Regions from separate parts of the Homo sapiens genome. Here region 1 is linked to region 2. The links are chromatin contacts, found by Hi-C or POLR2A ChIA-PET in ENCODE. All regions are on one chromosome and are shown on one strand. Each heading gives the region's core, a stretch centred on a gene start or an enhancer-like site at or near the end of the contact. The rest is flanking DNA. Distances are from core to core; before and after follow the strand shown.

Region 1 (6,315 bases), core at 1,785-4,284, 52 kb before region 2:
TAGTCACCAAAACAGCGTGGCACTGGTAAAAAATAGGCACATAGACCAATGGAACAGAATGGAGAACCCAGAAATAAACCCAAATACTTACAGCCAACTGATCTTCAACAAAGCAAACAAACACATAAAGTAGGGAAAGGACACCCTTTTCAATAAATAGTGCTGAGATAACTGGCTAGCCACATACAGGAAAATGAAACTGGATCCTCATCTCTCACCTTATACAAAAATCAACTCAGGATGAATTAAGGACTTAAACCTAAGACCTGAAACTAAAAATTCTAGAAGGTAACACTGGAAAAACCCTTCTAGACATTGGCTTAGGCAAGGATCTCATGACCAAGAACCCAAAAGCAAATGCAATAAAAACAAAGATAAATAGCTGGGACCTAATTAAACTGAAGAGCTTTTGGATGGCAAAAGGAACAATCAGCAGAGTAAACAGACAACCCACAGGGTGGGAGAAAATCTTCACAATCTATACATCTGACAAAGGACTGATATCCAGAATCTACAATGAACTCAAACAAGTCAGTAAGAAAAAACAAACAATCCCATCAAAAAGTTGGCTAAGGACATGAAGAGACAATTCTCAAAAGAAGATATACAAATGGCCAACAAACATATAAAAAATTGCACCCAGGCGGGGTGGCTCACGACTGTAATCCCAGCACTCTGGGAGGTCGATGCGGGCAGATCACAAGATCTGGACTTCAAGACCAGCCTGGCCAATATGGTGAAACCCTATCTCTACTAAAAATACAAAAATTAGCCGGGCTTGGTGGCACGCGCATGTAATCCCAGCTACTTGGGAGGCTGAGGCAGTTGAATTGCTTGAACCAGGGAGTCAGAGGTTGCAGTGAGCCAAGATCGCGCCACTGCACTCCAGCTCTGGGCGACAGAACAAGACTCCGCCTCGGGGGGGGGGGGGGGGGGAAGAAAGGTGATGCCGGTTCAAGTTTGTCATCAACTCTATAACCTGAGTAATTAATCTAAATTTTCTACATAGTAGCTAACATCTAAGGCACCCTTTAACTCAGATTATTTCAGCCTGTGAATTTTCTAACTTTAACCTTTCCAACCTTTAACATGTATTTTTGCTATCAGAAAGCACAAGTATATGATTGAGTTATCATACTTATTTTAAGAATACAATTTTACCTTTCCAGTTGCCTTTTAATGGTTAACACATAATCGCAAAATACCACATGAAAACAGAAATAATTTTTTTTTTTTTTGAGACGGAGTCTCACTGTCGCCCAGGCTGGAGTGCAGTGGCGTGATCTCGGCTTACTGCAACCTCTGCCTCCTGGGTTCAAGCGATTGTTTTGCCTCAGCCTCCCGAGTAGCTGGTATTACAGGTGCATACCACTATGCCTAGCTAAATTTTTTTGTATTTTTAGTAGAGACAGGGTTTCACCATGTTGGTCAGGCTGGTTCCCAACTCCTGACCTCAAGTGATCCACCTGCCTTGGCCTCCCAAAGTGCTGGAATTACAGGCATGAGCCACCACGCCTGGCTTTTATTAACGTTTTTCTGTTTTTCTTGAGACAGGGTCCTCACTCTGTCACTCAGGCTAGAGAGCAATGGCATGATCGATCATAGCTCACTGCAGCCTCTAACTCCTAGGCTCAAGAGATCCTCCTACCTTAGCCTCCTGAGTAGCTGGGACAACAGATGCATGCCACCATGCCTAGCTAATTTTTTCTTTTTACCCCCAACCTCCGCTAGAGACGGGGTCCCGCTATGTTGCCTAGGCTGGTCTTTAATTCCTGGGCTCAAGCGATTCTGTCACCTCGGCCACCCAAAGTGCTGAGATTACAGGAAAGAGCCTCCATGCCCAGCCTCTAATAAATGGTTCTTAAATGGAGTAAACATTTTTTAAAGAAAGAGTTTAGAATATTTTGCAACGAACAATCTACATTAACCAACAGTACAAATAAATCAGGCAATATTTTCATACTACCTGGTATAGAAGTTCTTAACCTTTTTTGAGGTTACTGGACTCCTTTGAGAATATAATGAAAGCTAAGATCTTTCCTCTCAAAGAAGCACATATGAAAATAAACAAAATATTGCATGTATTTTAAGGGGGTTCACAAATCTTTCCAAAGTCAAAATAACGAATAAGAAGATTTAATATTTTTGAAATGTATTTTGGCAGTATTCCAATATTCTTTTAAGCTACTTGCATATATGACAAACAAAATTCAAAGAGTCTGATTTTTTCATTTGCATGTCAATATCCAGACTTTCTTAGACTGATATCAAGGACACTGTTGCTTAAGCACTAGAAACAGAGGCTTTAGTATGCTTTTGGAATGCAGAATTCTTAAGCATTCTCTAGTCTAATACTATATCCACGTATCTGCTATCCAATGCAGCATCTAAGACAACAATGTGTTTATTGCTAGGGTAAGTACCCCACCACAAAAAGAGAAAGTGGAAGAGTTAAAAAAAAAAAAATAGAAAGTATAAATAATTATATGTTAACAGTAGAGGCGCAATGACATGAAAATGGAAATCATCGGATTTATTATCAGATGTAGAAGGAAGAAATAAAGACTTATCCGGTAATTCATCAATTATCAATGGTTCCTAACCTCAAACTGTCACTTGCCAAAGCTTTATTTAAAAGGTCAGCAGAGGCCGGGCACAGTGGCTCAAGCCTGTAATTCCAATATTTTGATGGACCGAGGCATGCAGATCGCTTGAGCCCAGGAGTTCAAGACTAGCCTGGGCAACACAGAGAAACCAGGTGATATGGTTTGGCTGCGTCCCCACAGAAATCTCAACTTGACTTGTATCTCCCAGAATTCCCATGTGTTACGGAAGGGACCCAGCGGGAGGTAACTGAATCACGGGGCCAGTCTTTCCTGTGCTATTGTTGCGATAGTAAGTCTCACAAGATCTGACAGGTTTATCAGGGGTTTCCATTTTTGCTTCTTCCTCATTTTTCTCTTGCCCCTGACATGTAAGAAGTGCCTTTCACTTCCTATCATGATTCTGAGGCCTCCCCAGCCATGTGGAACTACAAGTCCAATTAAACCTTTTCTTGTTCCCAGTTTCGGGTATGTCTGTATCAGCAGCAAGAAAACGAACTAATACAGTAAACTGGTAACAGTAGAACGCGGAATTGCTGAAAAGATACCCGGAAATGAGGAAGTGACTTTGGAAGTGGGTAACAGGCAGAGTTTGGAACAGTTTGGAGGGCTCAGAAGACAGGAAAACCTGGGAAAGTTTAGAATCTCCTAGAGACTTGTTGAATGACTTTTACAAAAATGCTGATGGTGATATGAACAATAAGGTCCAGGCTGAGGTGGTCTCAGATGGAAATGAGGAGTTCGTTGGGAACTGGAGCAAAGGTGACTCTTATTATGTTTTAGCAAAGAGACTGGCAGCATTTTGCCCCTGCCCTAGAGATTTGTGGAACTTTGAACTTGAGAAAGATGATTTAGGGTATCTGGCAAAAGAAATTTCTAAGCAGTAAAGCATCCAAAAGGTGACCTGGGTGTTTGAAAAGTATTTCGTTTTCAAAGGGAAGCAGAGCAACCAGGGGCAGTGGCTCACGCCTGTAATCCTAGCATTTTGGGACGCCAAGGTGGGCGGATCCTCTGAAGTCAGCAGTTTCGAGACCAGCCTGGCCAACATGGTGAAACCCCATCTCTACTAAAAACACAAAAATTAGCCAGGAGTGGTGGCTAATCCCAGCTACTGTGGCTGGGATCCCAGCTACCTGGAGGCTGAGGCAGGAGAATCACTTCAACCCAGGAGGTGGAGGTTTCAGTGAGCAGAGATCGCACCACTGCAGTCCAGCCTGGGCGACAGAGCAAGACTCCATCTTTAAAAAAAAAAAAAACGGGGAAGTAGAGCATGAAAGTTTAGAAAATTTGCAGCCTGACTATATGATAGAAAAAAAAACAACATTTTTTGGCCAGACGCAGTGGCTCACGCCTGTAATCCCAGGACTTTGGGAGGCCAAGGCGGGTAGATCACAAGGTCAGGAGATTGAGACCATCCTGGCTAACATGCTGAAACCCTGTCTCTACTAAAAATACAAAAAATTAGCCGGGTGTGGTGGTGGTCACCTGTAGTCCCAGCTACTCGGGAGGCTGAGTCAAGAGAATGGCATGAATCCAGGAGGCGGAGCCAAGATCATGCCACTGCACTCCAGCCCGGGCGACAGAGTGAGACTCCCTCTCAGGGAAAAAAAAAAAAAAAAAAAAAAGAAAGGAAAAACCCATTTTCTGGGGAGAAATTCAAGCTGGCTGCAGAAATCTGCATAAGAAGCAAGGAGCCTAATGTTAATCCCCAAGACTATGGAGAAAATGTCTCCAGTCCATGTCAGAGAACTTCCTGGCAGCAGCCCCTCCCATCACAGGCCTGGAGGCCCAGGAGAAAAAAGTGGTTTCATGAGCTGGGCCCAGGGTCCCCATGCTGTGTGCAGCCTAGGGACTTGGTACCCTGTGTCCCAGCCACTCCAGCTGTGGCTGAAAGGGGCTGACGTACAGCTCAGGCTGTGGCTTCAGAGGGTGGAAGCCCCAAGCCTTGGCAGCTTCCACGTGGTGTTGAGCAAGTGGGTTCACAGAAGTCAAGAATTGAGGTTTGGGAACCTCCAACTTGATTTCAGAAGATGTATGGAAACGTCCAGATGCCCAGGCAAAAGTTTGCTGCAGGGACAGGGCCCTCATGGAGAACCTCTGCTAAGGCAGTGCTGAAGGGAAATGTGGGGTCAGAGCCCCCCATACGAGTCCCTACTGTGAGTCCCAGCTGTGAGAAGAGGGCCACTGTCTTCCAGACCCCAGAATGGTAGATCCACCGACAGCTTGCACTGTCGCCTGGAAAAGCTGCAGACACTCAAGGCCAGCCGGTGAAAGCAGACAGGAGGGAGGCCGTACCCTGCAAAGCCGCAGGAGCAGAGCTGCCCAAGACCATGGGAACCCACCTCTTGCATCAGCGTGACCTGGATCTGAGACCTGGAGTCAAAGGAGATTATTTTGGAGCTTTAAAATTTGACTGTCCCGCTGGATTCTGGACTTGCATGGGCCCTGTAACCCCTTTGTTTTAGCCAATTTCTCCCATTTGGAATGGCTGCATTTACCCAATACCTATACCCCCATTGTATCTAGGAAGTAACTAGTTTGCTTTTCATTTTACAGGCTCATAGGCAGAAGGGACTTGCCTTGTCTCAAATAAGACTTTGGACTGTGGACTTTTGGGTTAATGCTGAAATGAGTTAAGACTTTGCAGGACTGCTGGGAAGGCAAGATTGGTTTTGAAAGGGAGGACATGAGATATGGAGGGACCAGGGGTGGAATGATATGGTTTGGCTGTGTCCTCACCCAAATCTCAACTTGCACTGTAGCTCTCAGAATTCCCACGTGTTGCAGGAGAGACCCAGGGGGAGGTAACTGAATCATGGAGGCTGGTCTTTCCCATGCTATTCTCGTGATAGTGAATAAGTCTCACGAGATCGGATGGGATTATCTTGTTTCTGGTTTTGCTTCTTCCTCATTTTTCTCTTGCCACCACAATGTAATAGGTGCCTTTCGCCTCCTGCCATGATTCTGAAGCCTCCCCAGCCATGTGGAACTGTAAGTCCAATTAAACCTCTTTTTGTTCCCAGTTTCGGTTATGCCTTTATCAGCAACGTGAAAACGAACGAATACATACACCCCATCTCTACTAAAAAATACAAAAATCAGCTGGACATAGTGGCGCACGCCTGTAGTCTCAGCTACTCAGAAGGCTGAGGTGGGAGGGCAACACCTGGGATGCAGAGGTTGCAGTGAGCTGAGATGACGCCACTGCACTCCAGCCTGGGCAACAGAGGGTGACCCTGTCTCAAAAAAAAAAAAAAAAAAAAAAAAAAAAAAAAAAAAGACAGATTATCTACCATGCTTGAATAGCACGTATTATATATTATGGCTCTTAATCCAAATATTTTCCAGATGCAGCAATGAAGCAAGGCAGAAGTTATTCTCAGTCAAGAACTAAGTATCTTTTCAGGCCAGTTGCTTTCAAGAATCTGTTAAGCAATGTTTCCTGATAAGCTGGGTTCCATGACACCTTGCAAGTTACCAGATGTTTAGAATAGTAATTCCACATGGATGGAACTGGAGGCCATTATCCTTAACAAACTAACACAGGATTGCAAAGCCAAATAGCGCATGTTCTCACTTACAAGCGGGAGCTAAATGATGAGAACATGTGGACACATAGAGGGAAACCACACACACTGGGGCCTTTCGGAGGGTGAAGGATGGTAGGAGGGAGAGAATCAGCAAAAATAACGAATGGGTACTAGGCTTAACC
Region 2 (6,343 bases), core at 1,468-3,967:
TGACATTTAAAACAAAAACAAGTTTGGCAGTTTCTCAAAAAGTTAAACACAGAATAAACATATGGTCCAGCAATTCTACAGCCAGGTGTATAGCCAAAAGAGTTGAAAGCCAGGACTCAAACAGTAGCATTATTCACAATAGCCAAAAGCTGGAAACAACTCAAATGTCCATTGAAGATGAATGCATAAACAAAATGTGGTATATATTATTTTCCTTTTTTTTTCTTTTTTTTTTTCTGAGACAGAGTCTGACCCTGTCGCCCAGGCTGGAGAGCAGCGGCGTGATCTCGGCTCACTGCAACCTCCACCTCCCAAGTTCAAGTGATTCTCCTGCCTCAGCCTCCCAAGTAGCAGGTGCATGCCACCACAAAAATATGATATATATTAATACATACAATGGAATATTATTCAGTCATAAAAAGGAATAAGGCCGGGCACCTATAATTCTGGCGTATTGGGAGGTCAAAGCGGGAGGATCACTTAAGCCCAGGATTTCAAGATGAGTGTGGGCAACATGACCAGACTCTGTCTCTACTAAAAATAAACAAATTGCCGGGCGCGGTGGCTCAGGCCTGTAATCCCAGCACTTTGGGAGACCGAGGCGGGCAGATAACCAGGTCAGGAGATCGAGACCATCCTGGCAAACACAGTGAAACCCCGTCTCTACTAAAAATACCAAAAATTAGCCGGGCATGGTGGCAGGTGCCTGTAGTCCCAGCTACTCGGGAGGCTGAGGCAGGAGAATGGCGTCAACCCGGGAGGCAGAGTTTGCAGTGAGCCAAGATCGCACCACTGCACTCCAACCTGGGTGACAGAGCGAGACTCTGTCTCAAAAAAGAAAAACAAGGTGGGGCACGGTGGCTCACGCTTGTAATCCCAGCACTTTGGGAGGCTGAGGTGGGTGTATCACGAGGTCAAGAGATGGAGACCATCCTGGCCAATGTGGTGAAACCCCGTCTCTACTAAAAATACAAAAAATTAGGTGGGCATGGTGGTGCACACCTGTAGTCCCAGCTACTCAGGAGGCTGAGGCAGGAGGATCGCTTGAACCTGGGAGTTGGAAGTTACAGTGAGCTGAGATCGCACCACTGCACCCCAGCCTGGTGACAGAGGGGGACTCCACCTCAAAAACAAAACAAAACAAAAGTATGCTTAGTGAAATGAAATAGTATCATAAAAACGTATTGTACTAATTTAATATTTGATAAATGGGATTTCTTTTCATTTATATTCTTTATTAGGGAGGTCGAACGTCCCTCCTCATTAATTTTTTTTTATTGTTTTTTTTTTTTGAGACACAGTTTCACTCTTGTTGCCCATGCTGGAGTGCAATGGCGCAATCTTGGCTCACTGCAACCTCTGCCTCTCAGGTTCAAGCGATTCTCCTGCCTCAGACTCCCGAGTAGCTGGGATTACAGGCGTGTGCTACCATGCCCGGCTAATTTTGTATTTTTAGTAGAGATGGGGTTTCACCATGTTGGTCAGGCTGGTCTCAAACTCCCGACCTCAGGTGATCCGCCCGCCTCGGCCTCCCAAAGTGCCTCCCAAAGGGATTACAGGCGTGAGCCACCACGCCCCGCCATCCCCCCCATTTATATATTTGTAACCTCTTTTTTGTTTATGTTTTTTTGTTTTGTTTTTTGTTTTTGGTAGAGACGGGGTTTTGCCATGTTGCCCAAGCTGGTCTCGAACTACTGGACTCAAGCAATCCACTTGCTGTGGGCTCTCAAAGTGTTGGGTTTACAGGCGTGGGGCTGTCACGCCCAGCCTGTTTATTTGTCAATGTTCTTGGTGCATTTTTCTATTGTCGTATCCACCTTTTCCTCATAGATTAGTAAGAGACCATAAACCATTTGTCTATTACATATGTTGCAAGCATTTCCCCCAGTTTGCCATTTGTGTTTCGACTTTGTGAAGAGATTTTGGCACCAAAAAGCATGGTGAGCCAGATGTGGTGGCTGATGCCTGTAATCCCAGCACTTTGGGAGGCCAAGGCAGGTGAATCACTTGAGGCCAGGAGTTTGAGACCAGACTGGCCAACATGGTAAAACCTTGTTTCTACAAAAATGCAAAAATTAGGGCTGGGCGCGTTGGCTCACACTTATAATCCCAGCACTTTGGGAGGACGAGGTGGGTGGATCACCTGAGGTCAGGTGTTCGAGACCAGCTTGGCCAACATGGTGAAACCCCATGTCTACTGAAAATACAAAAATTAGCCGGACGTGGTGGCGGGTGCTTGTAATCCCAGCTACTCAGGAGGCTGAGGCAGAATAATCACTTGAACCCGGGAGGTGGAGGTTGCAGTGAGCCAAGATTGCGCCATTGCACTCCAGCCTGGGTGACGAGTGAAATTCCGTCTCAAAAAAAAAAAAAAAGCAAAAATCTCCCAGGTACTCCAGAGTCTGACGCGGGAGAATTGCTCAGACCTGAGAGGAGGAACCTGTGGGTGAGCTGAGATCTTGCTGCTGCACTGCCTGGGCTACAGAGCGAGACCCTGTCTCAAAAGAAAAAGAATGTGGTGGGCTTTTTGTTTTGTTTTGGTAGTCAGAACTATTATCTTTTCCTTCCTGTTTTCCACCCTTAGGGCCATATTTAGGAAGTCCTCTACCACCCACAATCATAATAGTACTCATTTTCTTTCTAGAACATTTATGGTTTCATTTTGCACCTTACTTTGCATGTGGTACAGAGTAGACATAAAAATAACTAACTTGTATGAGGCACATTCTGTGTAATAGGCACCGTGGTTTTACTTTTGTATACTCATTATCCCTTTTAATCCTCATAATCATGTGAGGTAGTCATTTTTATTACCTTGCTTTTAAATATGGGAGAAATTAGGCTTTGGGAAGTTAAGGATCTTGCCTGCAATTTACACAGCTAATCAGTGGCAAAACTGGCATTCAAACCCCAAGTCTGTTTACTTTCAAAGGTCTTTGTGTGTGTATGTGTGACAGCGTCTCCTCTGTCACCTAGGCTGGAGTGCAGGGGCACGATCATAGGTCACTGAAGCCTCAACCTCCCAGGCTCAGTTGATCTTCCACTTCAGCCTCCTGAGTAGCTGAGACCACAGGTGTGTGCCACCAAGCCTGGTTAGTTTTTTAAAGATTATTCGTAGAGATGGGGTCTCCCTATGTTGCCCCATCTTACTTTCAAGGGTCTTAATCATTGCTCTGTATTTTTCTACCTTTACTCTCAAATTTTTAGTCATTTTTTCTGGTATCATTTGTCAATTCAGCCTTTCCCCCACTGGTTGATGCCACAATTTTTTTTTTTTTTTTGAGACAGAGTTTCACTCTTGTTGCCCAGGCTGGAGTGCAGTGGCACAGTCTTGGCTCACTGCAGCCTCCGCTTCCTGGATTCAAGCGATTCTCCTGCCTCAGCCTCCTGAGTAGCTAGGATTACAGGTGCATGCCACCATGCCCGACTAATTTTTTGTATATTATTTTTTTATTTTTTCTTGAGACCGAGTCTCGCTCTGTCACCCAGGCTAGAGTGCAGTAGCTCGGTCTCCGCTCACTGCAACCTCCGCCTCCCGGGTTCAAGCAACTCTTCTGCCTCAGCCTCCTGAGTAGCTGGGACTACAGGTGTGCACCACCACATGCCTGGCTAATTTTTGTATTTTCAGTAGAGATGGGGTTTTGCCATGTTGGCCAGGCTGGTCTCAAACTCCTGACCTCAAGTGATCCACACACCTTGGCCTCCCAAAGCGCTGGGATTACAGGCGTGAGCTTTGGTGCCTGGCCGATTGACGCCACTCTTAATATCTAATAGCTTTTGATAATTTTTGAGGTCTATTTCTGCCCGTTTTTTCTCTTCTATTGATTCTTCTGTCCATTCCAGTGTGCACATAGCATACTGTTCTAGTGACTGCTGCATTATTTATACATTCTATTATCTGGTAGGCCAAGTCACGGATAGATGATCTTCTTTTTCAAAGTTTTCAAATTTTTCTTTCATAATGTATTCTTCCAGAAAATCTTTAGAATTATATTGCAAAGTCCTCCAGAAATTCCACTGAGGTTTTTGCTGAAATTGCATGAAAAAGGCTACTGGGGGCTGCGGCTGTCTTGTGTGCGGAGAGTTGAGCTCATCAGGTTCATCCACTCATGGTGCCCATGGTCTTTCACGGTCTCCCATTCATTTGAACCCCACCCTTACTCTTGGTCCACATTCCCCTTCCCCTCCCACATAAACACCCACCATTATGTGTTTCTTGGAAACATAGGTGTAGTAAAAAACATACTCCTGTTTTGTGTGTATGGTTTTTTTTTTCTTTTTGATTTCTTTTTCTTTTTCTTTTTCTTTTTTTTTTTTTTTAACACAGAGTTTGCTCTTGTTGCCCAGGCTGGAGTGCAGTGGTGCGATCTTGGCTCACTGCAACCTCTGCCTCATGGGTTCAAGCGATTTTCTTACCTCAGCCTCCCTAGTAGCTGGGATTACAGGTGCCCACCACCATGCCCGGCTAATTTTTTGTATTTTTAGTAGAGACAGGATTTCTCCATGTTGGTCAGGTTGGTCTCAAACTCCTGACCTCAGGTGATCTGCCCGCCTCGGCCTCCCAAAGTGCTGGGATTACAGGCTTGAGCCACCGTGCCCGGCTTCTTTTCTTTTCTATTTTTATTATTTCTGCAATAAAAGCCACATATGTTGTATGTTTTCTATTTAAATAAACAGTATGGGTCCAAGAATCTTTTTCTATTCCTTTCCAACACTGTTTTTATGTTTGTTTGTTTGTTTGTTTGTTTGAGATGGAGTCTCACTCTGTCGCCCAGGCTGGAGTGCAGTGGCACAGTATCGGCTCACTGCAACCTCCGCCTCCCGGGTTCAAGCGATTCTCCTGCCTCAGCCTCCATAGTAGGTGGGGATAACAGGTGCGCCACCACGCACAGATAATTTTTGTATTTTTAGTAGAGACGGGGTTTTACCATGTTGGCCAGGCTGGTCTGGAACTCCTGACCTCAAGTGATCCACCCGCCTCTGCCTCCCAAAGTGCTGGGATTACAGGCGTGAGCCACTGCGTCCAGCCCCAGCACTGTTTTTCTGACCTCCTCCGGCCGCTGCCTGTCCACCTCGCTCCTGGGTCCTACCGCTGAGCAGCAGCACATGAGATGCACCCAAATATTCCATTAGTGATGGACACCACCTCCTCATTTTTACAACAAATCTGCAGTGAACATCCTTGTACACGACCCCTTGTGGATGGGCGAACTCTCAGATGTACAGAATTCACCTCCCAACCCAGGCTGAGATTGCTGGTTGCTGGGTCTTATATCCTTGACTTCCCCAATTCAGCCACATTTGTTTCTTAAATATCTGCACCAGTTTGCACTCCCATAATGAGACAAAAGGATGATCATTTCTCCAATTTTCACCCTGCTATTTTCTAACTCTAATTTTTGTCCCTCTGCGAGGTATAAAATGGTATCTCATTGTTTTAACTTGCATTTCATTGATTACCAGTGAGTTTGAACATCTGTTTTTTATTATTTCATTTTATTTATGAGACGGACTCTAGCCCTGTCACCCAGGCTGGAGTGCAGTGACTCGATCTCGGCTCACTGCAACCTCCGCCTCTCAGGTTAAAGTGATTCTCCTGCCTCAGCCTCCCGAATAGCTGGGACTACAGGCCCGTGCCACCACACCTGGCTAATTTTTTGTGTTCTTTTTCGTAGAGACAGGGTTTCACTGTGTTAGCCAGGATGGTCTCGATCTCTTGACCTCGTGATACACCCTCCTTGGTCTCCCAAAGTGCTGAGATTATAGGCGTGAGCCATGGCACCTGGCCAGGAACTGCTTCTTTTACAAATTGTCAGCTAATGCTGATGTTCAGCACCAACCTCCACTGCACTTTGAGTTATTCACTGCTCCCAATTCCTGAATCTTTCCAGTCATCTTGCTGCTTTTTGCTTCTCGTGGTCTTCTCTCTCTGCAGGACCTAGAAAAGAGAAAGCTGAAACCTAAATCAATTATCGCTAATCCTTCCCGTCTTCCAAAATGGGGTCGACATCACTCATATTCTCTGCAACTGTTCTCTTTCACCTGTGGATTTATCACATTTTTAGTTCTTTGCTGTTACTTTATTGGGGTAACAGGAAGAACCAAATAAATATTTGGATTCAGGCCAGAGCTGTGGCTCTTGCCTATAATCCCAGTACTGTGGAAGGCCATGCAAGGCAGATCGCTTGAGTCCAGGAGTTTGAGACCAGCCTGGGCAACATGATGAAATCCCGTGTCTACAAAAAATGCGAAAATTAGCTGGATGTGGTAGCACATGTCCGTACTCCCAGCTACTCAGGAAGCTGAGGCAGGAGGATCACTTGAGCCCGGGAGATGGAGGCTG

The links. Hi-C counts contacts between places; a loop is a spot of excess contacts on that map. ChIA-PET counts read pairs that join two places held with the same protein, here RNA polymerase II (POLR2A). Pooled maps may share reads with other maps.
Region 1: a pooled map shows a loop between it and region 2 (4-fold over the local background). The contact joins two enhancer-like sites. A Hi-C loop is called at or near these places in 1 of 168 maps with a recorded cell type or tissue (posterior vena cava), 1 of 37 single-sample maps with no recorded cell type and 3 of 50 pooled maps. POLR2A ChIA-PET finds 5 or more read pairs at or near these places in 4 of 52 experiments (AG04449, HEK293, OCI-LY7 and 1 more).

What each region holds. Positions count from the first base shown.
Region 1 is chr17:2,621,175-2,627,489 of GRCh38, reverse strand. All of the region lies in intron 1 of PAFAH1B1 (platelet activating factor acetylhydrolase 1b regulatory subunit 1), which reads right to left. Among named protein-coding and RNA genes, the nearest start is that of PAFAH1B1, 31 kb to the right of the region's middle. Within about 2 kb of position 3,034, at least 5 of the 41 ENCODE cell types and tissues checked have a DNase peak (open chromatin) inside an H3K27ac peak, as active enhancers do.
Region 2 is chr17:2,568,510-2,574,852 of GRCh38, reverse strand. No RefSeq gene overlaps it. Among named protein-coding and RNA genes, the nearest start is that of PAFAH1B1, 22 kb to the left of the region's middle. Within about 2 kb of position 2,717, at least 2 of the 41 ENCODE cell types and tissues checked have a DNase peak (open chromatin) inside an H3K27ac peak, as active enhancers do.